Linked DNA regions of Homo sapiens: region 2 is linked to region 1. A link is a loop called in an ENCODE intact Hi-C map of the cell type or tissue named here. Cell type or tissue: Calu3. All regions are shown on one strand. Each heading gives the region's core, and the rest is flanking DNA. Links, peaks and the distances in the headings are about the cores only.

The links. Hi-C counts contacts between places; a loop is a spot of excess contacts. Peaks named below come from ENCODE experiments on the same cell type or tissue, not always from the same donor. Only the 100,000 strongest peaks of a DNase experiment are listed, where the experiment ranks them.
Region 2: it touches region 1 in a loop (5-fold over the local background); 11 of 110 quality-filtered maps call a loop at or near these places.

What each region holds. Positions count from the first base shown.
Region 1 is chr1:222,791,313-222,807,027 of GRCh38, reverse strand. No RefSeq gene overlaps it. Among named protein-coding and RNA genes, the nearest start is that of DISP1, 16 kb to the left of the region's middle. RefSeq lists an enhancer at 1,706-1,875. In Calu3, for the core only: no CTCF peak of the experiment used is centred there; DNase peaks (open chromatin) are centred at 7,873 and 8,787.
Region 2 is chr1:222,985,177-223,000,891 of GRCh38, reverse strand. It overlaps DISP1 (dispatched RND transporter family member 1), which reads right to left. Exons shown (of 9, transcript NM_001377229.1): 5 at 10,144-10,267; 6 at 9,245-9,372; 7 at 8,782-8,879; 8 at 5,910-6,007. Among named protein-coding and RNA genes, the nearest start is that of TLR5, 150 kb to the left of the region's middle. In Calu3, for the core only: no CTCF peak of the experiment used is centred there; a DNase peak (open chromatin) is centred at 5,041.

The DNA of each region.
Region 1 (15,715 bases), core at 6,709-11,708:
TTGCAGTGAGCCGAGATCGCGCCACTGCACTCCAGCCTGGACGACAGAGCAAGACTCCATCTCAAAAAAAAAAACAAAAGTGACATTGGAGCAGAGGCTTGAAGAAAGTGAAAAAAAAGTGACTGGGCACGGTGGCTCATGCCTGTAATCCCAGCACTTTGGGAGGCCGAGGTGAGCAGATCACTTGAGGTCAAGAGTTTGAGACCAGCCTCACCAGCATGGTGAAACCCAGTCTCTACTAAAAATACAAACATTTGCCAGGTGTGGTGGTGCGCACCTGTAATCTCAGCTACTCGGGAGGCTGAGGCAGGAGAATCGCTTGAACCTGGGAGGCGGAGGTTGCAGTGAGCCAAGATTGCACCACTGCACTCCAACCTAGGTGACAGAGCAAGACTCCATCTCCAAAGAAAGGAAAGGAAGAAAGGAAGAAAGAAAGGCAAGGAAGAAAGAAAGAAAGAAGGAAGGAAGGAAGGAAGGAAAAAAAAAGCATGTCTGAGGAAAAGTATTCCATGCAGAAAGAATAACCAGAGACCAGGCGTGGTGGCTCACGCTTGTAATCCCAGCACTTTGGGAGGCCGAGGTGGGTGGATCACCTGAGGTCAGGAGTTCGAGACCAGCCTGGCCAACATGGTGAAACCCTGTCTCTACTAAAAACACAAAACATTAGCGGGGTGTGGTGACTTGCACACCTGTAATCCCAGCTACTCAGGAAGCTGAGGCATGAGAATCCCTTGAACCCGGGAGGTGGAGGTTGCAGTTAGCTGAGATTGCACCATTGCACTCCAGCCTGGGTACAGAGCTAGATTCAGTGAGAAGTGAAGGGAAGGGGCAGGATGGGAAGGGAGGGGAGGGGAGGAGATGGGATTGGAGGGGAGGGGAGGGAACAAGGAAGGAACAGGGCAAAGACCCTGAAGCAAGAACACACAAATCAAATTCTGGATATCCAGTTCTCTAGAATGCAACATGTTCAAACATGTTTCAGTTCCAGCTTAGGCCTAGACTGAACCTCCTGCTAGAAAGCTTGAGCTGCTTGCATCTCTGTCTGCACAAGTCAGTCCAATGGACATTTCTTCTTTGCCAGTTGCTGTCCAGTAGACTTTGCCAATAGGGGGCAAAAGAAGGATACTGAAAGCAGACAGAGAAGGGACATTCTCTTTCCTGTCTGCTTCCTTTTTCCTATTGGCATCACCTGGAATGGCCCTTCTCCTTGGGAATGGCTATCAGGACCAGTTTCCAGCTTTTACCCTACTTCCAAAACCAACTTCATCAGGTCCCCAAGAGTACCTGCTACTGAAAGGTGGCCCCTCCTCAGAGTCCCAGGCACCACTTCTGCAGCCCCTGCTCTTCCCTTTGTTCCTCCAGCCCTAGAGATGTGAGCTGCTTCCTGCAGCTTCTGTCTCTCTATGACCTCAGTGACCCCTCTTGCCTTTTCAGTTGTCCATCACTCACTTAGCCAATTCCCAATACTGAATTCACTGTGTTATGATAACTAATGTGGTTTCTTTTTATTGATATGGGGAGCTAGGAGGTAAACTTCCTGAAGCCACAAACAATGTTTTATTTGTCTCCGACTCCAAGCAATTAGCATGAAACCTAGCATATAATAGAGATCAATAAAGATTTGTTGAATAAATAGTGAACAAATGTCATATCTGCTCACTGGCAAAGTAAATTCAGACAAATTCCTGGACACTTAACACCCAACCCCAACTTTCCCATTAAGTATTCAGAAAATTGCCTTGGCTTGCCTTGTCAGGGCCTTAATGTGAACAGCAACCTCCACCCCTCATTCCCATCAACCACACAGAGGCAGTCTGTGCCAGTCAGGAGGGAACACACGGAGAATGCAGGCAGGAACAACCACGTCCTTAGGCAGACCACCATTAGTCTGTGGAGATTTTAAAAGAAGAAGAGAGTGTTTGGGTTCAAATGATTTACTCAAGTCATTTGAGATTGGCCCACTGCCCACCCAAACTCTGGCAAACATGAGCCACTTTCTGACAGGGATTCATAGCAAGACACTGAGTGGCTTATTTTCGTTTGGTCAGAAAATATAAAAGAACATCTCTCTGGGAATACCTGTGCATGAAGGAAATACCATGCCACATTTTAAATGCTAGATTATATTTCTACTAGGAAATTTAGTTGTAATAAAAATGAAGTAAATGATACTTGAAAGTAGAGCAGAGTTGCATAGGGGCTTGCATGAATGAGCATGCAATAAATATTTGCCAAGTTCTTCTATTGCCACTCTTTATCAAAGTTCTGATTTATGATGAAATCATTCGAGAGAACTCAGAATGCTTTGCATCCCACAGCAAGCATATAAGAGATAAAATTTTGACACAGTATGTTTTTTGATGTACTTTTCCATCCTGGCAGCTGTCTCAATATAAACTCTTCTGTTTGAATTATTATAACAGCCTCCAGACTGGACTTCTTGCCACTAGCTGTGAGCCACACTCCACATTGCTATCAGTTATTTTTCTAAAACTCCCTTACTTAGTTCAAATCCCAGTTTTGTCCACTACTATCTGTGTGGTCTTAAGTAACTTACCTAACCTCTCTGTGCCTCAGTTTCATCATCTTAAAATGGGGATGATAATAGTTCTTACCTCATAGGGTTGGTACAAAGTCTAAGTTAATGTATCTAAAATACTTAGGACAATGCCCACCACATTGAAACTGCAATATAAGTGATAGCTATTATTATTACAGTTGGAAGCACTAGTTGGCTTCATGTTGCTTATGGGATAAAATCCAATTCCTTAACAGATATGGGTTTTCCTACTCAGAACCACCAGTTATCTTTCCAGACTCATCCTGTATCTTTTCCCTCGCTACCTCTCCCCCAAATTACCTATCTTCTCATCCCTTCTGACAAAATCTAGTTTTCTCTTTAGAGCTTCCATGAAACAGACCTCCAACCACCCTGTCTTTCCAGTCTCTTCTTACTGAGTTTCTTTGCATGTGTTTTGCTTTGTACCTGGAATGTCTTCCTTCTGCCTCTTCAACTGTTATACTCCTACTCAACCTTCAGGACCATCACAAATGTGACCCTATGAATCCTCCCAATGGCCTCCAAGAGGAGGTAATGAGTCTTGTCCTCTGGCCTCATCCACGGCTTCATATCTCTGCAGTGTTAATGACCATATTATATGCTATATTTACGCATTTACATAGCTGTCTCTTCCCACAGTAATTTACATTCCTGGAGGGCAGGAAGTATACCCCAAAAGATGACTGTGCTTTCCAGTGATTGACATAGTTTGTGTCTGATAAATGACAAAGAGATAAACAAATCAACACATGAATCAACGGGGGGAAAAAAAGCCATTCAAAACAGGCAGAATTGTCCATTTTTTGAGATCTCCAAACAGAAGTGAATGACGATCTTCCACCATTGCTTTAATGAGAAGTGGGTGAGTGTGGGCCAGATGACCTAACTTCTGACTCTAAGATTCCAAGAGAATCTGCAATAAAGTTTGTGTATGTGTGTTAGTGTATTTTGCTTAATATAAATGAAGTCAAATTGGACTCTAATGTTATTATTTTATTTTACACCATTGAATTTTTAAACTAAGAAGGTATATTTAAATACACACACACACACACACACACACACACACACACCATATGTAATATACCAAAAATTGGTTCTCTGGCCCATGAATGGTACAAAAGTTCACAGAAGAAAGTTCACAGAAGTTCACTCACCTTTACTTGTATTATATGTAAAGGGTCATTCTCCAACTTGGACAATTTGAAAAATGCAAATTTAATCTGTTTCTATTCCAAAACAAAGTCAAATACAGAGAAAGAAGAATGATAAAACGGTAGGTAAAGAAAGGTAGGTGCTATAAGGAGAGAGTTAAGGAACTGCCAGTGGGACTAGAAAAAAAAAAAAAGATAGTTGATAGTAAGGTGAACAGAGAGGGGTCTTAGATGACTCAGGAAAGCTAACTGTCCAAACAGTTCCAAATCTAAAATTAATGTGTTTATTTAAATAATATATGAAATGGAAAATGTCAAGCCGCAAAACCACTAACAGTTTTTCCTTGACAAATATGCAGCATACGTAGCTAGAAAAATACCTCTTTTCATTGGAGAAGTTTCTCCCTATTGCAGGCTCGGGTACTTTACATGCCAGTGTAACATGAATCACTTCATAGAAGCAGAGGTGAAAGAATAAGCCTGAAAATAAAATCACTTCTAGTTACCTTAACAAAACAAATGTATGTTTAAAATATTAAAATCATTCAGTCTTGATGTGAAATGTAATTTTTAAATAAGAAAAATAATTGTTTTCGCCAAATCAACATGAAACACTTAAAATAGTCCATTACCCAACCAACTCGCTTTTCACCTTCCTCTTCCTGTGTATTCCTAGTCTAAAGAGAAAGATAACTTTCTTGCTTTTTTTTTAAGGTCCCAAAGAGATTTCAGTTTACAAAGGTAGATAACATTCTTTCTACACCTTCTAAGCATCAGTTTATCTTAAAAGCTGGACTTCCCTCAAACACTCCCAGAATGCCAGCATTCACATGTTCTTCAAAACATCAAAGCCATTTACCATGGACTTTTTGAATAGTTCATTGCTAGCTGCCCAAATAAGTGTGTTATGGTTGATAATAACCTTTTCTTGACAGCTAACACATATGACAATAAAATATACAGTTTTAAACAATAAAAGTCTTTAAACCAAAGTGTCCAAATAAAAAGTGTAATATTACCCAAAACTTTAGACCAGTAATTTTTCTACAATTTTTAAGGGGAAGAAAAGTTTGCCTTACATTTCATGTGGCATCTAGCCAGCAGATCTAATTGTAGGTTGGGAAGGGTGTAACTCGTAAGTGAAATGGGAGTCGGCCACCTTTGGCTAAATCTCATTATAATCTCAGGTATCCTATCCTATTATCCATGTAAGTATACTTATACTTGTCAGTTTTATTTCAAAAATATGATCCCTGAACTTTTGACATGTAAGCCAGTAATGATTTTAAATACTGCTGGGACAGGAACGCTGAAAAAGGTCGGATTCTTAGCAAAATTATGGAACATAATCATCAGCCCTCTCATATTTCCTCTGTGTTCCCACCCCTTGTTATGGTATTAACTAAAATTTGAGGTGGAAGCTGAAGAGGTCTTAAGCATTGATCCTCCCAGGAGTGTTCTTTTATTTCCTTGGAAAATATTCATTTAAAAAAAAGGCCTTCAAGAATTAATGAAATGAAGCATTAATAGTGGATTGACATATGGAACAGGAGGGCCTCAGTTTACCAGCACAGTGCTATGGTCCCAGGCCCTTCCACTCTTCCTCCCGGGAGGTGTGAAGCTCTGCAGAACTGCTGTCCCTCTGCCCATGTGCCCTTCCCCTTGTGTCCTCCTCTCCCTTCCCACCTCCTCCATGTCCCTGCAACTAACTGCTCCAGTGTCACCATACATCCTGAATTCCTACCTAAGAGTGAATGAATAAAAACAGATGTGCTACTTTGGAGAAGAATGACCTCTGGCCAAATCATAAACTAACTGAAAAGACCTGAAAGGAACAACCTAAATGATGAGCCCTTTATCTGGTCCTCAATTAAGGTCTAAGCACATGAATTCAGCCAGTCTACTCCCTCCTCCTCATCAAACTCCTTCGTGTTTGCTGAAGTAGTTACCCACCTACGGTTCACGTCAGACATCTTTCCTCTGTCCATTAGGGCTTGGCTGGAGAGTCTTTTGACCTGAATGATTTGTGTGAGCCTGCCTCAAAAAAATCAATTCTGGCAAATGAACTCAGAGTATTTACAATAAATAAACCCTATCATTCCGGGATGGATGACTTTCTGTTCTTGGACAGCTATTTTCTAGTTTGATGCTTCAGAACCACTGCCTGTGCCATTCACTCCACCCACCCCTCCTGCTGTCTTGTACCAGCATTAGACTTTGCTCTTGGGCTCCTTGTTTTTTTTTCTGGTTCTCACCCAGAGTCAGTCCTTCTTGCCCTTATTTCTTTAATGAGAATGATTTCCCTTCTGAAAATATGATCCAAAATATACACCGATTCTCCCAGGAAAAAGTACGTGCTCACACACACAATTTTACATACAATTTCAGTATGCTCATGGATGATCCTGTTAGGTCCATGATCCCTTATCTTGGGAAACTTTGACAAATTACATAGGCAAAGTTAACCCAATCTATTAGAGAAAAAGTATACCCTGCATTTATACATGCATATAGTTCATAGCTAAGTTCATTAGGGAACAAAGTTTGTGGGACTCTTCTTTTTTTTTTTTTTTTTTGAGACAGGGTCTCATTTTGTGGCCCAGGCTGGAGTGCAGTGGTACAATCTCAGCTCACTGCAATCTCCACCTCCCAGGTTCAAGCGATTCTCATGCTTCAGCCTCCTGAGTAGATGGATTACAGGTGCCCGCCACCACATCTGGCTAGTTTTTGTATTTTCAGTAGAGACAGGGTTTTGCCTTGTTGGCCAGGCTGGTCTCGAACTCCTGACCTCAAGTGATCCACCTGCCTTGGCCTCCCAAAATGCTGGGATTACAGGCATGAATCATCGCGCCCAGCCTGTGGGACTCTTCTTGAGAAAACCACACTATGAGAACTAACCCAAAGTCTGCTCACCTTAGGATACTTTGAAGATGTATAGAGTCAAAGATTCAGGCTTCACTTACTGTAGCTAGAGGAATGCCAACTAGTCTACAATTTTTGCTTAAGGCTCCATTTTTCTATTACCCAAAACATAATTTGAATTATCATTTCATTTGAAAAATGTCATGAATAGTTCATATTTCCTTTTCCATGCCTTTACCTTTCCTACATCATTTTTTTTAGAGGTGAGGAAAAAGGAAACATGATCAGGATAAGAAAATCCAATAGCATTTGTTAAATACCTGCGGTGTCACCATTCATGAGTTTCAGAGAGCAATTATATGACAACTCAGGTTGCTGAAGTATAATCGAGTTAAGATCATTCTCATGTAGAACAAATCCTGAGATGTGAAGAACTTAATGGTGTCATTATAATTACTGAGGATTATAATTAATTTTGGATTATGAGTGTCCATGAACTTGAAAATGACAGTTTAAGTGCAGTTTGGCTCTTTATGGAGACATTTTTACATTTATAGATTGAAATATAAGGAATATAGTGTTTTTTAAAGTACTTTCAAAGCCTTCTTCATAAAATCTATTATAAATCCCCAAACCACTAGTTAAGTTACTTTGAATCTACAAATTCCTGAGTAAAAGGAGAGTAGATGGAAAAGGAGAGAAATAAACAGAAATGTTGCAATTTTTGAAAAGTGGTATTTCTGTTATTCAACATTTTTGAGCATGCATACATTCTTACTACAGAACATTAAAAAGAGCATTAACAGCATGTTTGCAGGCTCAACATGTAGCCAGACAGAGTACAATGGAAACTACCACTGTGGGACATGACTCTGGAACCAGAGGAGGGATGAATTCCTGTCCCTCACATCTGCCTCATTGTAGCATCTAAGGCAGGATGAATGGGCTGTTGTCTTAGGGAATGAGGGACCAAGGACCCAGGGGCTGCTCCAGATCCGGTATTAAAGGAGGGCGGTCCTGGTTAAGAACAGGGCTAAGGAACATCTCCTGGAGCTGTTTCCAAAGCGAGCCTATGGTTTTCTCTTAAATTATAAAAAGTACTGCCCATAGAGTGCACTTATTTGGGATAGCTTGAGGAAGGGTGATGGAAGCTATCATGTGTGGGGGTGTCCTTAAAGTCCCACTCTGGAGCTTCTATTACACCTGCTTTCCTGTTTCTCCCACCCTCCCCATGCTGTTCTCAGAAATACCTTGCTAGCCACTGTTCGCTGGATCTCTCGCCTGAGCCACACCCTTCTCTGCTTCCTGCCCTTCAGTCAGCCTCATTTTACTGCTAGCATCACCTCTGCCTGCAGGTGCTGATGGAGGTGACCAGTCTTCTGGGTGAAGTTAGCTTACTGGAGCTTTCATCACCGTGTCATCAGGGCAGCTTAAGATTCTTCATTAAGACCACTTAATGTTGCCGGGTGTGGTGGCTCACACCTGTAATCCCTGCACTTTGGGAGGCTGAGGCGGGCAGATCACCTGAGGTCAGGAGTTCAAGATGAGCCTGGCCAACATGGCAAAACCTCATCTCTACTAAAAATACAAAAATTAGCTGGGCATGTTGGCGTGCACCTGTAGTCGGGAGGCTGAGGCAGGAGAATTGGTTAAACCTGGGAGGCAGAGGTTGCAGTGAGTTGAGGTTGCACCACTGCACTCCAGCCTGGGTGACAGAGTGAGACTCTGTCAAAAAAAAAAGACCACTTAATAAGTGCAATTATTTCAGAGGGGTTTCAGTGACCAACCCTCATGGTGACAAAAGTGGCTCACACTTATTGATTAGCTTCAATTAGTCTATTCATTCAAGGGCTTTGCATGAATCTACTCATTTAATCCTCACAATAACTAGACATTAATTTTGCTCATTCTCAAGCTTTGTAATAAAGAAAGAGTATGTATTCTTTTGAGTAGCTTCATTCATTCCACATTACTTTCTTTCATTTCTGTATAGCATTCCACTGAGCAAATGAGAACAGGATTTCCTAGCTTAGGTTTATATGAAGACTATTGTGTTAACAGCTCAACAGAGCAAGACAGGTTTTTTTTCTGTTTAATTCCAGCATGACTCATGTTTGAGTTACTAAAGTTCTTTAGACTTTTTTTTTTTTTTTTTTGAGACATGGTCTCACTCTGTTGCCCAGGCTGGAGGGTGACAGCAAACTCCTCCCCCCAGGCTCAGAAGATCCTCCCCCCTCAGCCTCTGAAGTAGCTGGGACTACAGGCACATGCCACCACAACCAGCTAGTTTTTGCATTTTTAGTAGAGACAGAGTTTCACCATGTTTGCCAGGCTGGGCTCGAACTCCTGAGCTCAAGCAATCCTCCCACCTTGGCCTCCCAAAGTGTTGGAATTACAGGCATAAGCCACTGCACCCAGTCAGGAATATTTTCATTACACTTTAAAAATTAAGATTTAACTGAAAGAAAAAAAGAGGAAAGCATTTAGGGTTAAGAGTACTTGTTTGTATTGAGAGTTAGTGGGGGAATTCTGAAGCTGTTCTGTGAGCCCCCTGAAGTTTTCAGGTGAATGCTAGATCTTAATAAAATTTAGCAAAGGGTATAGAAGAAAGGGCTTCAGAAGCTGAGGCCATAACTTAGGGGACAGGAAGAAAAGAAGGAGTTAAACTTTTAGGTCATTGTTCTCATTCTCTAGAAGTTAAATTTCCAATAACTCTTCAATCCCAAATGTTTTCATACCCACAGAGAAGTGTGCTAGAGATAAACTCTGAATGTGTTTGTTTAACCCAAACTTCTAGATTTGGATAAACTGACACTTGAAGACATAGAAACTTGGATGGTCAGTTTCTTTTAGTTACCCCTTTTAAGTCCATAATTTGTAAGAGAATGGAAAATAACCCCATCATTTCTTTTTTAGAAAAGAACAAAGAATATATTCTCCTTAAAATGTCAACAAAAGTGTATAATTCTCTTTATTCTTGCAGGAGTTTCCCCTTGTTCAAATTAAATAAATATTTATTGAGCATCTACTGTGTGCAAATCCCAGTAATAGGTACTTTCAGTACATATAAATGAGTGACAGACATTTCCTTCTATTGAGGCACTTAAGATTGGGAGAATAGGTGAGTTAAAAATACAAAGAATATCGACAGACACAGTGGCTCATGCCTGTAATCCTAGCACTTTGGGAGACTGAGGTGGGCAGATCACCTGAGGTTGGGAGTTCAAGACCAGCCTGACCAACATGGTGAAACACCATCTCTACTAAAAATACAAAATTAGCCAGGCATGGTGGCATATGCCTATAATCTTGGGAGGCTGAGACAGGAGAATTGCTTGAACCCGGGTGGCGGAGGTTGCAGTGAGCCAAGATAACACCATTGCACTCCAGCCTGGGCAACAAGAGCGAAACTCCATCTCAAAAAACAAACAAACAAAAAAACAAACAAAAAAAACCAAAGAATCAAAATTAAAGCTGCAGAAAATGAGGACTATCAGAAAGGCATGCACACACAAAAAAAGTGGTAAGGGAACCAAGAGAAAAGACTGATAAAATCAAATTTAGAACAGAGGAAAGATTTTATAGAGAACTCGGTAATGGCATTGGCTTTAAAAGACGGGCCGATTTTCATAGTAGAGAGAAGATAGGGAGCTGCATTTGCCCAGTGAAGAAAACAGTAAGGGCAAAGCTATGGAGACTGGCATATTAGGAAAACAATGAATAATACAACACATAATAATGCATAATAATAATACAAAAGAGAGATATGTGGACCCCTCCCTCCTGTGGTCCCAGTGTTCTGCCCAACACCATTTCTCCAAAAATTTATTGCATTTACTTATTGTCTTTGTTTGCTAGGGCTACCATAACAAAATACCTACAGGCTGGGTGGCTTAAACAACAGAATTTGTTTTCTGATAGTTTTGGAAATCCAAAATCAAGACTGTGTTATGGGATCTTTGGGGTGCCATTTTTCTGGCTGGAAATCTCTGTAGCCGGTGGTACCTTTGCCCAAGTTTTGCTCGGGCCTGCTGGGCTCTTTTCTCCTACTTGGCTAGGCAGGATGAACTTGTCTCACACTACTGACCTGGGTCCCATGCTTGTCAAGGATGAGTCAGGCGTGGAATGGTGAGGGGTGTGTGAATGAATCTGTGGTCCGGCCACTGCGCCCAGACAGACATGCTGGCTGCTGCAGTGGGGTGGGCAGCACCAGGTGCTGGCATGGGTGCTGGCTCTCTGAGAAGCTGCAGCTGAACCAGACGCAACACAAGTAGCTCATCATGGCTGGCACTGGGGAATATGGTGGCACCTGGAAGCTTGGAGATCCCAGGAACTGCAGGGCTTTAAAGAGGGAGTCACAGCCCTGGCTCAGGGAGCTCCAAGGTCTGGGATCCCCGAAGGGCCACAGCTCATCTCTCCTTTTCTTTGCCTGCAACATGGCAAGCAAGGGGCATGTTTCAGCTCTGTTTGCATTATAGCTCTTTTAGCCCCGCCATTCAATGGGTCCTGAGTTCTTGTCCTGTGACGAGGAAGAATGAGGTATGCAGACAAGTGGAGAGTGGGTAAGATGAAGCGGAGCTTTATTGAGTGATAGAACAGCTCGGTCTCCCACAGAAGGCAGCGCCTTTCTGTAGCTATGGTGTCCCATTGGCGAGTGTTCAGCTCCTGGCAGAGAGGAGACCCTGTTGTAGGAAGCTCCTCTCTGCAGACAAGTTATACCATTTTCTCTGCAGCTCTCAGCAGAGAGGAGTCCCTGAAGTGGGTAGCTCCTCTCTGCAGCTGTTCATCCCAATGTCTACTCAGCTCTGGATGAACCCAGGACTTTTATGGGCCTCAGAGGGGAGGAAGTGTGTGCCGATTGGTCCACAGGTGGCCATGGGTGGGCCGGGAAAAGGCACCAGGAGTTCCTACTCTGGTTCATGGGACTAGCAGTCCAGCCCACAGTCTTCAGGCCCTCCCTAGCCTGAATGTGGGGCCTCACCAGGGACCTGCCCACTTCTGCCCAGGAACCTGTCTGCCTTCAGCTGCCATCCATGGTATCCAGGCTGTAGTTGCCAAGGGGCACCTGCAGGCCAGTGCAGAGCTGCCCTTAGCCACCCTTGGCTTCCTTCCTATGCTTGTTGGTGCCCAAAGTCCAGAAGTGGCTGAGATGGCAAGAAGCTGGCATGTCAGCACTGCCCCAAGAGTGTGCACACTTGGCTGGGCTCCAACAGTGCCTGGGCTCAGCCTGACTTTGCTTCAAGATAGAAGCAGGTGCCTACAGCAGAGAGAAGCCAGGCAGTGGGAGCAGGCACTTCCAAGCCTGTGAGGGTAGGAGGAGGCCTTCCAGGGCCCCTAAGAGTGTAGAGATGCCTGGGTCTGCAGCCACAGTTTGGGCGGCTACAGCTGTGGGGGTGGAGGAGGGGCAGGAGGGGAGGTGGCTCCTGCCTGCTCCATGGAGCAGGAGGCCTGGATCTGCAGCCCTGGTTTGGGCAGCTGAAGCTGTGCATCAGAGGTTGGAGCTCCCACCTGCTCCCGGGCCCCAAGAGCACAGGGATGTCTGGGTCCGCAGCTGTGGCTTGGGCGGCTGCAGTGGCATCCAAGGAGCTCCTGCCCCAACTCAGAATGGGTGGGGCTCCCACTTCTCCCCAGTTCCTGCTGGCTTCATGGAGTGTGCAGCCCTGGCTGCGCCTCCCTGCTGCAGCTGGCATGATGGCAGCGGTTGCTACAAATGGCCTGCCACTGCCATCAACTGGAAGTCCAAGATCAAAGTGTTGGCAGGTTTGGTTTCTCCTGAGGTCTCTTTCCAGACTTGCAGATGGCTGTCTTCTTTCTCTCTGTGTCCTTACGTCACCTCTCCTCTGTATGTGTGCATCCCTGGTGTATCTCTCTCCTTTTACAAGAGCACCAGTCCTACTGGATTGGTGTCCTACCCTCATGACCTCATTTAACCCCTTTACCTCTTTAAAGGCCCTATCTCCTAATACATTCTAAGGTACTGGCGGGTAGGGTATCAACATATGAATTGGGGATGGGCACAATTCAATCCATAACACTTATTTAGTAATCTTCTGCTTATCATGAGGGAAGGGATCTGGTCTTGTTCATATCTCTACTCCATGTGCCTTAGTCCAATGCATGGTACATAAACATTTCTTAACCCACTTTTTGTTGATTTAGAGGTAGAGTGAAGACTATGGAGGTTGAAGTCAGGTGATGGAGAGATTTAGATGCTAAGAATAGGAGTTTAAATGCTTAGAATAAAGAAAGGGGCTGGGGGTTGTATGGTGAGAAGTACTATTCAAGAGAATTACTCTGTCAGCAATGTAGAGGATTTGTTGGAGGTAAGAGGAAAAGGAAGCAGGAAATTCTATCACTGTGGCCCAGGCCAGGGGCACTGAAGACCTGTTCCAAAGCTTGGATGTGACAATTGATTAGGAATGGAAGCAAAGGAGAGGAAGCAGTTCAAAAAAAAAAAAAAAAAGTTTGGGTTTTTAAACTTTATTTATTTTTAATTGACAAAAATAATTATGTGCATTTATGAGGTACAACATGATGTTTTGATCCATGCACACATTGTAGAAAGGTTAAATCCAGCTAATTAACATATCTAACATATCTATCACTTCATCAATTTATCTTTTTTCTTGTGAGATGTTAAAAATCTATTATTTTAACAGTTTTGAAATACACAATACATTATTATAGATCATTGAAACGTATTCCTTCAGTCTAAACTGAAACCTTGAACCCTTTGATCAACATTCCTTCGCTTCTCCCACCCTTCTCCCCCTCACCAGCCGATGGTAACCACAACCATCTTTCTGCTCACTGTTTCTATGAAATTTACTTTTTTAGATTCCACATATAAGGGAGATCACCCAGTATTTGACTTTCTGTGCCTGGCTTATTTCACTTAGCATAACTGAGATTTTTGAGCTTGATGACTTAAGAGAACAAGTCATGTTTCCATTCAAGTCAAAAGGTGGTGCTCAGGATGAATATGATGAGTTTGAGAAGCAGTTCAGCTACATGGATGCTACCTGAGAGATTTTCAATGTGGGAAACGAAAAGACAAGTTTAGTTCCTATTGCAAAAAAAGTTGAAAATGTGGGTCGGTTGTCCAAGAAAGAGCCGTAAGAGTAAGCTGCATGGTGGTCAAAACTTTGGCTGTTTTATTCACTCTTGTATACTCAGCTCCTAGTCAATGTCTGGCACATATATAATGTTCAATAAATATTTGTTGAATAGATGAAATAGGGATTGAGGAGTGATCTGCATTGCAGGCACTGCAGTGAGAGAGATGGTTGTTAAAATCGAAGGCATGAAAGAGGAAAAAGAGGGGAAGCAAGGAATAAGGCCAATTACTCCTACTTGACTTCAAATTATTTCTCTGCAAATTATGTGAAACACAACAGATAATTCTTATCAAAATCAAATAGAGAAAAATCAATCTCAGTACCTCTGCAAAAAAATACAGGCATTTGGGGGTGGGCAGGGTGTTGATAATGTGTTATCAAATAGCAACACCTAGTGATCAGTTCCGAAAACAACATGGGGATTTTTCAATGAGTTTTTTAGTGAAGTTTTTCATAGAACTCAGACATGCAGAAAAGGAAACTTATCGAAATTGACCAGTTTTGCAGGTGGTAGTAACAATGATAACTAATATTTGTATGACACTTAATAACTTATAAAATGCTCTCTTATACTTTATCTCATTTGATAACAGATGAATATTGTGGTAGAATAAAGGTGAGGTTGATGTAGAGAAGATGGTTGGGGTCTGGGCTACTTGTTATGATTGAATCCAGCACAGTGGCAGGCAGCCAAAGAGGAAGGTTTGATTTCTGAACAGGTTTTACTCCAACAATTTACCATAGAGTGTACGCAGGTCCTCCATCTCTGCCTTTCATTGCAGAAATGGTGGGTTATAAGCAGTGGTAGGCAAGAAAAGGGGGATTTAAAGAAGCATCTCTAAGGAGAGCCATGCAGCTACACACACACACACACACACACACACACACACACACACACGAATACGAACACATACGCATATATATGTGCACACGCACGCACGCGCACACACACACACCCTTTCTCCCTCTACCCACAGGTGAAAACTTAATCCAATTTGTCAGACCCTCTTGTTGATTTCCATTTGAACCTCATCAACCTTTTTAAATTTTCCTACTCTCAGTCCCTGAATCCTGAACTGCAGAGGCTGACTGCTCTGGGACTTGAATGCCAGTTCCAACACTTCCTTACTGCCTGACCTTGAACAAATCACTTAATCTTCTGTGTCTCAGTTTCACCACCTATAAAATGGGAGTAATAACAGAACCTACCTCCTAGGTTTGTTACGAGGTTTAAATGTGTTTGTATCTCAAGCACTTAAAAATTCCTATCTTATAATAAATATTAGCAATTACTTTTCTATCATCATATTCTAACTATTTATTTACATTTGATGCCTTTTTCCCTAAACTTCAGTTTCCTTGAGTATAGAATACTTTTTCCTTTTTTTTTAGAGATGAGGTCTCCCTATGTTGGCCAGGCTGGCCTCTAACTCCTGAGCTCAAATGATCCTCCTGCCTTGGCCTCCCAAAGTGCTAGGATTACAGGCATGAGCCACCATGCCCAGCCTCTTGAGTATAGAATATCGTTCATCTCTGAAACCCTAACACTTAGGTATGGCACATAGTAGGACTAGGTAAGCAGTTAGCTTCAGAGATTTCAGAGGAATAGCAGGATGTCTGAAGAGTTTCCTGGAATATGGTGCTATTTAAAGCAGGTCATATTAGGGGACCCAGGCAGGCTGTCCAGTCTAGAATTCTTAGCTGTCCTTAACTTGTGAATGGGCAGTCTTGGGTAGGCTAAAAAGGCACAGCAACAGAAATTGGAAGGGGATCCACGTACAAGAACTAAGGATAACATGGGCAAGATGACTCAGGATTCAGGAACAGGACAGAAACTTTGATAACAGAATTGGAGCAAATCCAAGGCTGGACTCTCACTGCATCTTTCCTGGATAGATTTAATAGTCTCGTAAGTCTCCCTTTTTCAATTATTTCTCACACTGCCACCAGAGTCAGCATTCTAACACTCTGATTATGCCATTTCCTTGTTCATAAATTAAATGTTCAGTGGCCCACTGTGT
Region 2 (15,715 bases), core at 2,112-7,111, 200 kb before region 1:
TTTTCTAGTAGGATTAAAAACACTCTTTACCTTGATTAAACTGGCTTTATCAATCATGTATTGAAATGTCTTCTCAAAGTAGAGCAGAAGCTGGCATGAATCACTGCTTCAGAACTGGGACTTACCCAAGAACCAAGTTACCTATGATCCCTGAACTCTGTTTATCAGGATACTTTCCTGGGACTAATCCTGTGGGGGTGGGGTATAGATGAAACAGGACTGGCCATGTGTTGAGACTGTGGAATTGGGTGTCCTATTTCGACAGTCCATTATACTATTTCTCTACTTTTGTATATGCTGGAGAATTTCCATAATAAAAAGTTGTTTGTTTTTCTACAGATTGAGGGTAAAGAAAAATGAACCCAAAAGGTTTTTGTTCAAATGTACTAAAATAATATTTACTTTAACAAAGCCTTCATTTTAAAGCTCATTTTTGAGGAGCAATCGTAAACATTCCATAAACTAGGATAATTCATACTTGACTGTTTCCAGATAAAAACATTCACATACGCTAACTTAGGGAAAACTGAACCACCCAACAACAGGAAACCCTGGAATGGCATCTCACTGGTTTTCATGGCAGGTTACCAGTTTTACCTTACAAAGACGTAACATACAAACCACTAGGGTCAGCTTGATGAACTGAATGAAAGGTAATGCAACCCCAATGTCTGACAGTTTTCAAATGGAAGAAAATGAACTGTATCCATTATGAAAATCCATTATCAGCTAGAAGGAAAATACCTGTAGTTGCTGAAATAACCAAATGCCAAAGATAAAGGACATGGAGTTGCCAACTAAAACTGGGAGAGAAAGCATAGAATTCTGTCCTTGAATAACCTTTTCAAATAATAGCACATTTTTAGATGTGTATAGTTGACCAAAGATTAAGCGGTTAGACATTATAAACACAGATTAAATGCTATTTTGATGGCTGCTATTAAAAACGAGTGCTAGTAAGTCACTGGGGAGCCAGTCCTCCAATTCAAAGATGGTACTGATTGATGGTCAACCTTTGGAAAACCAGTTTTCGAGAACTCATACAGGGTAAGAAATAAGGACAGAGAAAAGACATCGTGACTGGTTTTCTCTACCCTGAGTTGGATGCCAACACGCTGAATTTAAAGGAATGGAGTTCAAGGAATTGTCTGTACTTTTAGGGAGTAAGGTCATATGTTCTGGATCTATTCATCCATTCAAAAGCAAATTTACTGAGCATCTACATAAGATGAATAAGGCACAGTTGTCCTTCCTCCAAATTGTTCACAGTGTGGCAGGGAAATCAGACACAAACATAAGTAACTGTAATTCAAAGCGAGAAGTATGGTATTATCTGTAAGGGCTTATGGTGACCTACAGAGAAAGTACCAAAGTCTGTAAGTATGATGTGACAATGGCACTAACTTAGTCATGTGTGACTGAGATACAGAAACACAGAAGCATGTATTATATTATGGGGCTTAAAGAGACTGGAAAACAGGTATGTCTTCACACAGAACACAGATATGTTTTTGCCATATTTTTGGAAGAGGGATTCATAGGAATAATTTCAAAATCTTTGAAGTTTATAAAAATAAAAATGGAGTTAGTGGAAGCAACTTCTTATACCTCTCATGAGGAATATAGCCCTTCTAATTCTAGTTATTCACAAAATGGATGTTTAGGGGAATCATTGTGCTTATGTGGTTATAACATCTCTTGGCACACTTCCCTAGTTAGATAGTGCCAGGGGTGGAGTTGACTTAAAATAGAGGGTAAAGTAAGAGAAGAGAGAAAAAGAAGAAACCAGCAGAGAGTTTTAAATGATACCTTAACTTTTAAAACTATTGGCTAAGTTGCAGATATTTTAAGAAGCTGAGAAAAGAACAAAAGGGAGGAAAATTAAGCCCTTAATACCAGGTTCAATTGACTGCCGGACCCTCCTCCACGCGTAACCAACCTCCCTATGTATTAAACGTTTAAGGGGAGCCTCGGGAGAAAAGAAAAAGCAAGGGCTCTGTAGCCCTCTTTAAAACAAGAATAGGAAAACATGTTTCTGGGATCTTCTAAGCTTCAGGGGTTTTCTAGCTGTCTACAAAAGTCACCCTAGTAAACAGTCTCTGACACCAAATTTCAAATCCCTTTACAAGCTGAGTCCTCAGAGCTCCAACTTCTACATTGTACAAAGACTATGGAACAAGTACATGGTTTCCAGCAGAGTCAAGATTAGAGAGACTCACTTCTGGTTACTAACGACACCAGTGTGTCCCTTAGGATGTCAAAGGGCAGAAAGAGGCAATGAAGAAGAGTAGGGGAATCAACTGAAGCTCCTTTTGAAAGTGTGTAAGGAAACAAGCATTTCTGTTAAGAGGTAGACAACAGGATCAGAAACAGAAGTACTTCACTTTGGAAACCAATGTCTGAATTATGAGTACAAATGGCATGTAATTTAAACAAAACCTAGAGTTTGAACTAAATGTGCTGTAAACACAGGCAGGTGACAATTGAAACATCTGGTCTCACTGAGATCTTATACTAATTACCAGACGTTTTCTGGAGTCAACCCACCAACAATTAAGGTCTTCTGCTTGCTATTGCTTGGTTGCGCCCCATTTAACTTCATAGTTGTTAATAATCAAGTGCTTCCATATAACAACCAGGATTTGGGGGCTGGGGAGAGGAACAACTGCCAAGTAGTCTTAGGACAACTCTGCTCGAACCACTGTAACAAAGAAAACCCCTAACAGTGTCTTCAACTGGGAGACTAAAAAAAGGTACAGTAATATTCTGAAAGTCGAACTGTTAACCAATAGTTATTACTTAAGATATCAGATGAATATATTATCTCCATGAGAAAGGTTTATTATTCCAGGTTCATAGAGTTTGAGACTAGAATACAAAGGTGTTTATAATTGGTAAAAATAGTATTTAACAAGCTAAAATGATAACCATACTCTTTGAGGTAGACTTTTGGGGCTTTGATCACCTATTTATTCATTTGTTGGTATGGATCTATAATTGGCCATACCAACCATTCATTTTGACACATGTCTTGAGTCTGTTTCTCAAATTCTCACAAGAGCACCGCAATACTGCTCTCTTCCTAATTAACTGCCAAAGCATATAGATAATGCTTTTAGTTGTTGACTTAGAAAATATGTACTAAAAACATGTAGTTGTACTGTTCTTGCCAGGGATTACAAACTTAAACTCACAGCTGTCCTATCCTTATCAACTCGGTAGAAAGATAGACAAGCAGAGTACATCTATTCCTTTAGATAATCTAAATTATGCAAATGCAACAAGCTAAACCATTAGAAAGCCACATAGATTCCATTGCTTTGATCTCTTATAGAAATGCTTTTACTGTAATGTTTTCTTGCTACCAGCCTACCTATGTTTTGCAAATCAGCTGAACTTTAATATTGTATCTCTTCTAAGCACGCTGTTAAAAATTTTGTACACAGTGTCACACTTCTTTTATGAAGACTATGGGGGAACTGTCTCCTCCCGTCTTAGCAGGAGGAAAAGCTGGGCTTCTAAAAAACAAACTTGTTACCCTATTTATATGACTTTTGTTACTGATTGTGAATCCTTTTTGCTCTGGCTGCTGGGAGGTTACAGATAAGTTTGCAGCTCCCATCAGCAAATGTACAAGATTGTGGGGTGTGCATTAGTATAAATCTCATCCTTAGCTTTATTATTTTCCTCCCATTGTTTTCCCTTCATGTATTTCATTCAACTTATTTATCTCATCCTTTGCATATGCTTTTCTGTAAACTACCTCAACATGATGATTTTTATCATCTATCTATCTATATAAATCATGTTGAGGTAGTTTACAAATATATATATATATATAGAGAGAGAGAGAGAGACAGAGAGAGAGGAGAGATGAGAGACTATACTACTTTTATTTATGAAAGCCACCATGGCGTACTATTGCTTACTGGCTTTTGAGTCTCAGAGTCTAACATGTACTCATGGAATAAATTGCTAGCTCTTTAAGAAAAAAAAGGATACTTATTCCAGACCACAGTGACTTTTTAAGCTTCATTTGTGTGGGAAATGGCATATACAGGAAACAAAACGGGGGAGGTATCTTCCTCACTAGAAGCATAAAGCAGGGTGGGTAAAGGCAGACGCTGGAGTTCAACTTGGCTGGGTTCCAATCCTGGAAGTGCCCCTGACCAAAGATGTGAACTTTCCTCAACTGAAAAATGGGCTATTTAGTATTTAATTCACAACACTGTCATTGGGATTAAATGAAATAATGTATTAAAGTATTTAGAACACTTCCTGGCACATGGTAAATACTCACTAAATATCAGCTATTAATTAACTGAGTGAATTCAATCACTTCAGAGTCTTCAGGAAAGGGAAGGTCTGAAGATCAACCAAAGGTAGAAGAATGAGGACAAGAAGGAATAGAAATTAATGAACTGTACTCATCCAAGGTGAGATTATAAAGTAACCAGACTGGCTTAGCTTCTCTTAGCTTAATTTATCATCCGTGTAAAATGCATTGTAAATTCCAAGGTCACAGATCCACTGTGAGTGATGTACAAGTACCCAGCATAAAGTCTTGCACATAGTAAATTTCGCTACACATTTACAACTTTAGAGTTAATTTTCTGTATAAGAAGTATCCTAATGCATGACAAAGAGAAATAGGTTCATAGCCTTCAAATAAGGAACTGATAGCTGTAGAAGAGAAGAAAACATCACAAATAAAAATTGATCACCAATTAAGAAACTTTGGTCTATTTATAGATCGTTTGTGGCTTTGGTCTATGTGAAAGGAAGATAGCACTGACAGAAAATCCTGATACCTCAGTCGATTGGAAAGTCATTTTCAAAATGTACAAACAGCCTCTTAGAATGAAGGATGGGGTAAATCTGGGAGGTCTGGGACCAACTAACTAGGTTACCTGGTTAAGATACTTAGTTCTTAGAAGGTACTCATGTTAGTACAATGAGACTGCTGGTTTGGGTGATCTCTTCTTTCCTTTCTACTGCCTATTTCATTAAGAAATTTCCCTGTTGACCGAACAGGTGATTGCATGAGGTGGTCAGGCTAGCTCTCAGCACGGCACATGATTCGATTTTTTAACCAGTCATTTTACATTTTAGAGTTATGCTGAGAACACAAAGAGTTCCTTTTATGCTGGTTGCTATGCTTGGACAAGTTCATTAGTGACATCAGATAGCAGTTTCTATTTAGAGAAACTATCTCTGAACATATGAAATTGACAGCTCTTCCAAACCCAGAAGCTCACTACATTTTCTGATGCGGACATGTTTTTGGCTGTAGAGAAGACTGAGAGACAAAGCGCCTGTCTTCTTGCATCCCGGTGTCTCCCGAAGCAGCAAGGTGTTTAGCATTCAGGGCAGTTTGGATTGGATTACTGTGGTCATTTACATAGATACTGTATTTATGCTCTTTGATGTCCCCTTTCCCAGCCTGCTCCCTAAATTTCCCTTTGAGGTCACTGGCCCAAATGACCCAGTGATTGCCAGAGAGGCAGGCATTTCATTGCACAATTAAGATGCTGACAACTGCCTCAGGGCAGGAAATAGGGAACAATGAAACTAGGTTAGGAAATAAAAATACAACAAAAGAAGAAAAACAGTCTTAAATATTATACTGAAAAGAAATACTATGTGAAATAACAGAAAACACCATCAACAGCCAGAGATCATGAATGGGAAAGAAAAAGGAAGATGGTATGTTTTAAAGTTGAAGGAAACACGGACACTTTGATCCTGGGATCTGAAAGAATGCAAAGCTGGCCTGCTGGAGTTTACTCCTCAGTAGGTAAGCCTCTGAAGTACTTTCATCTGATCAGAAACCAGGGTCAGCAGTAAAAGGAGTTTCAATAATACAACCTTATTTGTGCTAAGGAGATTTTAGTTTTTATCTTACATACCCTGGAATTATCTACATTGCACATTGATTTAATTGCAGGTAAATTCCATAATGTCTCCCCTCCAGATGAAGTAAATACCACTCTGGAATATCGGTCACCTGGTGATATGAAAAAAAAAAGGAAAGAAAAAGGTTTATAAATTATTCATTTATTTCATAAGACTCAGGATTTGGAAATAATTCAAACTGGGAAACCACATGGATGATTCATTAGCAGCAGGAAATTCTTTCCTTTGATAAATTCCAGGAGAAAATGTTAAAAGAAAAAAAAAAGCAATGCCATAATATTGTCTTAGCGCAAAGCCTTTGTCTACTCACTACATCTTAAAATTGTATGAATTATATAGCAAATCTATTTTTGGTCAGACTATAGGAAGAAAAATCCACAGGAATTTACAACAGGAAACGAATTGAATATATCCCTCTTAATTTCACAACACATCACCCTAATACAAAAAGATGCACTAGGGAATACCAAGAATGGATTATAGGGATGTTCTCCCTGGCAGCTAACTAGAGAGGAGAGATGGTGGGTGATCTATTTAAAATCGCTAAAAACAGCCAACTAAGTACAGAATGCTGGCCACATTCTGGTCGAGTACATGGTCTCTCTGGTACACTAGAGGCTAGAAAAAATATTTTGAAAATCAGATTAACAAAAAAATATGTTTCTGAATAAGGGAGGTTGTATGATATACCAGAAAGAGCATGCATGGTCTTTAAAGTCAGATTAGGATATAACCAGGTCCTGTCATTTACTAGCTACGTGACCTTAGGCAACTAACAACTTCTCTGAGCCTTGGTTCTTCATTTGTAAAATGCAGACAGCAATATCTATCTCAAATAGCTGTGAGAATTAAATGAGATAATAATAGATGCCCAACAATATTGTTTCTGTATCCTCAGAACAGAAACAATATGAACCACGTATTAAAGAATATGAACCACATAAAACAAAGAAGATTAATTTTATGATAGTTAAAATGTCTAATTGTGCTAACAAATAAGCTGGTAAATTTATGAATAAAGCTTTATTATAAAAGTTTTTATTTATGATCATGAAGTTTTGGCTATTATCTCATGTTGACTGATTTTGGAGAGCAAAATCAGCCTGGTAGAAACTGAAGCATTTCATTTACATAGAGCTGGTAATGGCTTTAGTCAAGGCAGAATCTACTTATGAGACAGCATTTACTGTTGACTATTGAAATGTAATGTTTTTCCTGGTTAAGATCATAACTAACAGATGTTGGTTAAGCAATAATATATACTAATACTTTGATTGAGAGAAATAAACCAGCCAGAACATGCAAGTAACCAGAGTTCAATTTCCTAATGTTTTTTAAGAGAAGAGACAGAAAAGGAAACATGTATTGCTTCCTGGGATCAGTATAAGGTTCTGCCTCATCTCCTACTATCTATTACTATACAGAGTAAGTGATCAAAATAAAGACCCTGAGACTTGGTAAACTCCAGAAACATCAAAGATCCAATCAGGTCATCTAGTGTTCTAATAAGACAGGAAAAAATACATTTAAGAGGGATTTTCAACACCAACAGCAAAAGCTGAAATCAAAAGAGCTTTAATGTTAATATTCACTTAATTAAAAATTATACTATCCACAATTCCTCAATCCTAATCACTATGGCTAATCAATGGCTTACATACTTATATTCATGTCCTCTAGGCTGTGCCTTCCTTCTTCTCTGGCAGCTGCAGAGTAATCAGGCTGACTCCATGTTACAGCAAATTTTGGGTAGTGAATTTGTTGCCAACATTTAGAGAATTAATGGCTCCACATTCAAATCTGGATTCTTGGCCAGGTGCGGTGGCTCATGCCTGTAATCCCAGCACTTTGGGAAGTCAAGGCGGTATGGTCACCTAAGTTCGGGAGTTCGAGAGCAGCCTAACCAACACGGATGGAGAAACCCCGTCTCTACTAAAAATACAAAATTAGCCAGGCATGGTGGTGCATGCCTGTAATCCCAGCTACTCGGGAAGGCTGAAGCAGGAGAATCGCTTGAACCTGGGAGATGGAGGTTGTGGTAAGACAAGATTGCGCCATTGTACTCCAGCCTGGGCAACAAGAGCGAAACTCTGTCTCAAAAAAAAAAAAAATTCTGGGTTTTTGACCTCTGGCAAGTTCTTGCAACATTTGGGCCCTCATTTCTAGAACCCCATCTTTTGTCGCGGCTAAGTAGCAGCCGATTTCTTTCGACAGGGCAGATGTTCCTTAGTGTTCCACAATCACCATCACTTCTCCTGTCACACCTAGCTAGCTTTATTCACTTGGATTATATGCCAGGCCCCTGAGGCATTCAAACTTTGAACCTCTAGACTTTATTTTTTTCACCTCTCTACCTCTACTGCCTAGTGATGAGGTAACACACAGAAGGCTCTTAATATAGTATTGCTTTTTGAATGAATCAGAACTTTAAGCCATTTTCTGATTCACTTTAGAATGAATTGGAACTTTAAATAATTTTTTAATAATTCAACAGATTATTTCAAGGTTCAATGCAAAAATATGTACCTGTACTTGATCTAGAAATAAATAGTACAAGGAATTTTTAAAAAGACTTGAAATGTTGGGCAAGGTCAAGAATTTCATTAGATTTATATCTTCCTTAAAATAAGAAAACTCAATCATTACTTTTTCATTAATTTTAATAATATAATAAACTCAGACTAGTAGTTGACTAAACTAGAGAAGTAAAAGAAAAAGTTAATTAGCCAAAATTTCTTTAGGTTCAACAGCAACAGTGAAGCTGTGTGACTAGCCACACACGGCTATCAGTCTAGACTGTGATCATGTTCAATTTTAAATGCGAGCAAACTGCTGAGTGGTTTGTTCATCTACAATGTCACTCACTTGGAACGTCGCAGAAAAAGCTGTCCTTGTGGAAGTTCCAGTCAACTTCTCTTTTCTCTCTTTCATAATGATCATCTGACCATCTATCATCCCGATGGCTGAAATGGAACGACAATTTGATCTTCAATAAAGTTCTCGTTATTTCAAAGCTGATAAGCATACTGGAAACATTACTTCCTCAAAGCCATGACCTGCTTAGTCCTTGATATTAAGTTGAAAGGATTAGAAGAAGCAACCAACATTAATTTTCTCACTTCTAAAAAAGAAAAAAAAAAAGAAAATCTCACCTTTTCATCCTACTACAACAAAATCTTCAAACACAATGACAAGTTAAGCAAATTCAGTGGCAAAGATTTTGAGCCACACATTTTACATTTAAATTTTTTGTTTAGGCAGTATTTGAAGAGGAATTCATTCAGCAATGTTTTGTCTAAAAGTTATATAAAAATAAATAATTGATTACCTTTTGGCTTGTTCATCTGCATATTTAAAGGGATAATTTGCTAATGTTGCTTTGTATCCTGTATTTTTCACCATATTATTCCATGTGACCAATCTCTGGCCTATTGCTGTTCCTCTTGGTTCAAAACCCTAAGGCAAAATTACAGGTGCTCATTAGTATATTTCATTTCAGGCTAAGTACAGTTACAATAAAAGCTTGGGAAAGCAATGTCAAAGTGATATATAGCTTTCAACAGAAAATATAGCTGTTCCTCACAGCTACTCCAGAGGTGACTGCATTAAAACAAGATGCCTTGACATGATAATCATCACCTATTTGCTGTGACAAAACAGTTTGATTCTTTGGTATGTTACATGTCTAAAGAAAGTTTATCTTTCCAACTCATGCCTAAGCATTTAGTAAATACTTACTTTTATCTTATAAAAATTATGATCAAATTAAATCATGTTACGCACTGTATTTTTACAAAGAGTGTTTCATTATCCTTGATCATATTTTCCTCATTATTCCACTCCAGAGAAACATTTACTTAAAAACAGACTCTGTGATCTGTTAGTAATACTGAAATTCCTTTAACTTCTTTGGGAGAAAACAGAGACAGTGTTAAAGACTTTATGAGAATAATTTTGTAGAAGGCAGATTCTCCAATTTATTGCTTTTTAGCTTAAACATGGGGACCAAGAAGCAAACCTTCCAGATTTTTGAGGGTAAACAAGTTCCTTGACCTTTTAAGAACCTGATAATACAGATAAAGTCATGTCTTTACTTTTCAGAAAGAGAATTGTTGCTTGAGAAGGTTTTTAAAGAAATGGGTTACTAAATAACATAATGCAACATGTATTAAAATACACAATATTTGGAGATGATTTTAGGCTAAAGAAAACATAAAAGTTAGTTACCAGCAATGGATCAGAGAAGTCAGGGAGCTCTGGCACTAATACTCCAACCAAGGCACAGACTACGATGAACATGGTGCACATGCCCAAGACCACCACCGGCCAGTCGGCTATCAGGGCTGCATAACTACAAAACACAAAGAAGTGTCGGCTATCAGAGCTGCATAACTACAGAAACACAAAGAAGGCACAAAGAAGGCCCTTCGCAGAAATATTTTTGGTACCTAAGACAGCAATTTATTAAATCCTCATATTGTAGACTACATACAGGTGTTTATCAATACAATATCTAATGGGATTATAAATATTTGTATGTAATTGTAGTAGAAAGTTACAAGATCATTGTCCCCTCATTTTTGTGATCAAGTAGCACTTTATGCCACAGGCTATTGAGAGTCAGAATAATGTTCATATATGACAAGTAACATTTTATATCTACATCTATGCCTGTAAAGAGATATAAAATACACACTTCATCAGTGGAAAGAAAATAAATTTTAACAGAGGATCCATACTCCAATCAGTGTCTTTCAGAACTTTTGTTTCTCTAGTTATTCCCTTTCTCCACACCTTTACTCTCAGAGTTCTTAAACAGTGAGAGTCTATAAACAGGTTCATACAGTTCAGATCTTAAAAATAACCAAACTAAGGGCTGAGCATGGTGGCTCACACCTGTAATCTCAGCACTTTGGGAGGCTGAGGCGGGTGGATCACAAGGTCAGGAGTTCGAGACCATCCTGACTAACACGGTGAAACCCTGTCTTTACTAAAAATACAAAAAATTAGTTGGGCATGGTGGCACACGCCTGTAGTCCTAGCTACTTGGGAGGCTGAGGCAGGAGAATCACTTGGACCCGGGAGGTGGAGGTTGCAGTGAGCTGAGATCATGCCACTGCACTCCAGCCTGGGCGACAGAGCTAGATTCTGTCTCAAAAAAAAAAAAAACTAAACTAAACACTTCCCATAAACCTGTAACTTTCCTTCTAGCTAAAACTACAGTGAGCATATCCACTAGATATGTGAGTTCCATGAGAGCAGAAATTCTTGTCAGTGGAAGTTGATCAATAACTATCTATTGACTAAATGAACAAACATCTGATGCTTGTACTCTCCAGCTACTACAATCTGGTTTTAGTCTCTTCCCACATGTGCAGAACTGTCTCTATTACCAAATCCTAACACTGGGCCCTTTCTTCCAGATGCGCTTCCCACACCCTCATTTGTTACCTCAAATTGAAAGATCTGTTTCTGTATCCCTTCCATGAGGTCCTGGATCACACGTTATTATTTTGGCACTTCCAAGTCTTGATATGAGCTGAGTACCCAACAGAAGCTGACTAAACTGAACGTTTTCTAAAATTCAAAATGCATCCTGCAAACTTCTGGCTTCTTGAATCTTTATTAGAAGAAAAGCAAGACAAAATATTTAACTTGTGGACCACTACTCTCAAATTCTCAGTAATGTTAGCTCATTTGGCTGCTGCAATGGCTATTTCTGGCTCATTTGAAATAGGATTCTTACTCATATATTTTTGAGTTATTTCTTCAAAATCATGCTAGTAGTTACAAATAATTCTGGTGGCTCTAAATGTCAGTCTGAAAAAAAGCTACTATATGTCTCTAATAATAGACTGCCAATTTTTATAATCTGATGTCTTAACTTTATTGATCTGGCTTTGTGGAGATATTTGCTTCAAATTATAATTCTAGTAAGGATATTAAAATATAGAGCAATTATGCTTTAAGGGAGCATGTGCACAGGCACTTTTCACTGCTGCTCTTTTAAAGTAATCTTAAAAGGCCAGACACAGTGGCTCACGCCTGTAATCCCAACACTTTGGGACGCTGAGGCAGTCAGATCACCTGAGGTCAGGAGTTTGAGACCAGCCTGGCCAACATGGTGAAACTCTGTCTCTACAAAAATGCAAAAATTAACTGGGCATGGTGGCACACGCCTGTAGTCCCAGCTACTTGGGAGGCTGAGGCAGGAGAATTACTTGAACCCAGGAGGCGGAGGTTGCAGTGAGCAGAGATCATATCACTGCACTCCAGCCTGGGTGAGCAACACTCTGTCAAAAAAAAAAAAAAAGAGAAAGAAATAAAGCTATAAAGGAAGGAAGGAAGAAAAAAGAAAGAAAGAGAAGAGAGAGAAAGGAAGAAAAAAGAAAGAGAGAGAGAAAGAGAAATCTTATAAAAATAAATAAATAAATACAAGCTCGTCCTTATTCAGAATACCAGTTGCTCTTGTGCTTTACATAAATTATTATATTGTTCAATTCTCACAACAACCCTTGGAGATGAAACTGCAGCATTGACAAGTTATAGAACTTATTCAATGTCACAAAACTAGGAACCTAGATAGTCTGGTTCTAGTGTCAGGGCTTTTAATCTCTGGGCTGTCATTTCTTTCTTCAGACACAAGAGTAACTAGAAACATTAGGAATAACTACACTTGCCACAAATGTCTGTTTCCCAAAACTTACAATTAAAAATTCCTAGCCCTATTTATAGTTAATTTCTCTATGCAAAATCATATGGGTTCTAAGTTTGAACATTATTCACTAGACTGCAAATTTTAGATTTAAAAACTCATTCAGGAAAAATGACAGAATAACCTTTTAGAATAATTCTGAAAATAATAAAAACATTTAAGTGACAATAAGCTGATTGTGGTTGTTCAAATGTAAACACCAAGTGTCTAGAAGCTTTCACACTTCTAGGACACACCCTGTGCAAAAATATTCTCCTTACTTTATTTCCTCCTCCACAAAATGCAAACTAAGATGAAAGTAACTAGTTTTGAAGCAATAAAGTCCTCTGTCTCAATAGCACATTTGAGACTACTTTCATTGCTTCAGACTTAAAAAGAGTCCTTTACATTTTAGACCATTAAAATATCAGCCCTGTGAAATGAAAATGGCCCCAGGCTTATACAATTATTCATTACACTTTATTTTAAATGGATTCATTTTCTCTCAAATGAATCAGAAGTTATGCATTTTTACCTATTAACATGTTATCAATAGAGGGCAGTAGGCCCCAAATTGCTTAGTATTCATACTGTGGTTTAATTAACCCATATAATAACTTTTAATTTTGTGTTCTTGAAAATCTGCACACACGTATAGCAACGTTAAAAGCCCCATTCAATAATTGCTTTTCTTCCCTTTGAAAACATTTGGTTTTGATTTTACAGCACTGCTACACACCATATACGTGCACTGACTACATATGGAAACTTTATGGCATTAGTGATTTCAGCACATTTCTTCCAAACACGTTTAACCTCACTATATTACAATTCCACTTCCTTACACAGCCGATGTTTCCCACGCTAACCTTTCCTAGAGATAACTGTTCACATTTAAGTAATGGGATCACCATCCTGAGTATATAAAACACCATGGGGGAAAGCCCAATCATTCTAAGTAAATTTTACTCAAACAAGTATTTCTTCTCAACACCACAAAATTGCTGAGGCTAATTCTACTCCTCCTGCTATCTATGCAAATATATAGTATAGCTGTGGGTACCACATGGGAAACAGAGTTGCCTGCGCAATATGAAATCCAGACAATGGTTGTAATATGAAGATAAAAGTCTAATAAAGTAGGAAAATTGGAGAAGTAAAGGAAATTAAAAATAGTCTATAAATCTCACAAATATATATATATATTTGATGATGCTATATATATATATATATATCCATATCCTGTGCATTATTCTCTTTGAAAAGTGAACCACATGTAGAGTAGAAGAATTTTCAAAGGAACCATTCTTTTAACTATCATGTATTCTTCTGCATATCAAATCATATTTGTCTTTCATCCACCTTCTCTAATATTGAAAATCTTTAGACACCACAATATAACTGTAAATGTGGCCCACCTCTGTAACACCTGGCTTACAGCAGGTAGTCATTTTCCAGTGAAAGACCCTTTTCCCGGAGGCCCTACTGCTGTACTAGCTGCTGAGGTTAGGGACCACAACTCTTTACAGGGCACTGCTGTATAAAAGTTCACATCATCTTCTCAATAGGTTAAGTCTCTAATAGGAGACGGATCTGAAGGGCTCATTCTCCTTTTACAGAAGAAGGAACAGAAGTAGCAGAGGTAATGAAATGCGTTCGTGGATGAACCATGGATCTGAGTTAGCAGGCATGCTGCCTGGCGTTCTGGTCCAGGGTGTTACTGCCATGCTGGAGTTTTCACTGGTACTCAGTGGAAGTCCCTCAAACATAGTCAGAGATTTTCAGTCACCTTATTATTGGGTTTACTCTGGAAACAGATCAGAAATAACTGTTAAAACAAATAAACGAAGTATCTTATAGAGCCAGCTTATGCTCAAGTGACATTAAAATGGGGGCCAATTTTAAGTGGGTCATTTATATTACAATAACATTCCCCCATAATAAATTTTCCTCTTAGCTTACAAAGATTTTTTTTCCCTTGCTCTTTGCTGCCTTTCTCAAAACACTCTTCTTTTTTCTCTTCCCTCTGAGCAGAAAGCCGTGTTTCAGATGGTATAATTCAGTGCCCACACCAGAGGCTTCCTTTTCCTCACCGACCACCGGATCTTTAACCCCTTATAGCCTGGCTTTTGCTCTCATGACTTTTCTGAACTGCCCAAGTCAACTAACTATTCTTGGTTTTTACCTTCCTTGACCTGAGCAGAATTTAACACTGTTAGCTACCTCTTTCTTCCTAAAAATCCTTTCCCCGTTGGTGTATTCTTTTCTGTTTCTCTTAATAACTCTTTCTTATTCCTCTTGTCCCTTAAAGATAAGACATTTCAAAATGTTAAGTCATAACTTTTCCAGTGGCATCAACTATCAACTTAGTGAGAAGAGTGATTGAAGTTTGAGAAAATTAAAAAAAAAGAAAAGAATATACAACTCTTTTTCTTGTGAAGTAACAAATTCATCCAACAATTAGCATTAAACAATAAGGAAGCAAGGCATTCTGGGAATACAAAAATGGCAGACTTGGATCTTGCCCTCAGGGAATTTACAGCCTAATACAGAAAATAAGACAGGCACACAAATATCTACAAGACAGGTTAAAAAAAGTGTGTGCTTTTTGTTTTTTTCTTTCCCCCACCCCGAGACGGAGTCTTGCTCTGTCACCCAGGCTAGAGTGCAGTGGCACGATCTTGGCTCACTGCAACCTCCACCTCCCGGGTTCAAGCAATTCTCCCGCCTCAGCCTCCTGAGTAGCTGGGATTCCAGGCACCCGCCACCATGCCCAGCTAATTTTTGTATTTTTAGTAGAGACAGGGTTTCACCATGTTGGCCAGGCTGGTCTCGAACTCCTGACCTCGTGATCTGCCCGCCTCGGCCTCCCACAGTGCTGGGATTATAGGCGTGAGCCACTGTGCCCGGCCAAAAATATGTGTTTTTTAGAGGGGTACAGATGAAATGTTTTGTGAATTCAATAAGGGAAGCAATAAGTTCCAGCCAAGGTGGGAAAGGGGAATCAGGAAAGGCTTTGTTGAAGAAGTTATATTTATATGCACATGTACGTAAAAGAAATTAGAACTCTGTTTTAATAACACCAATTTAATAACAGAGAAAGAA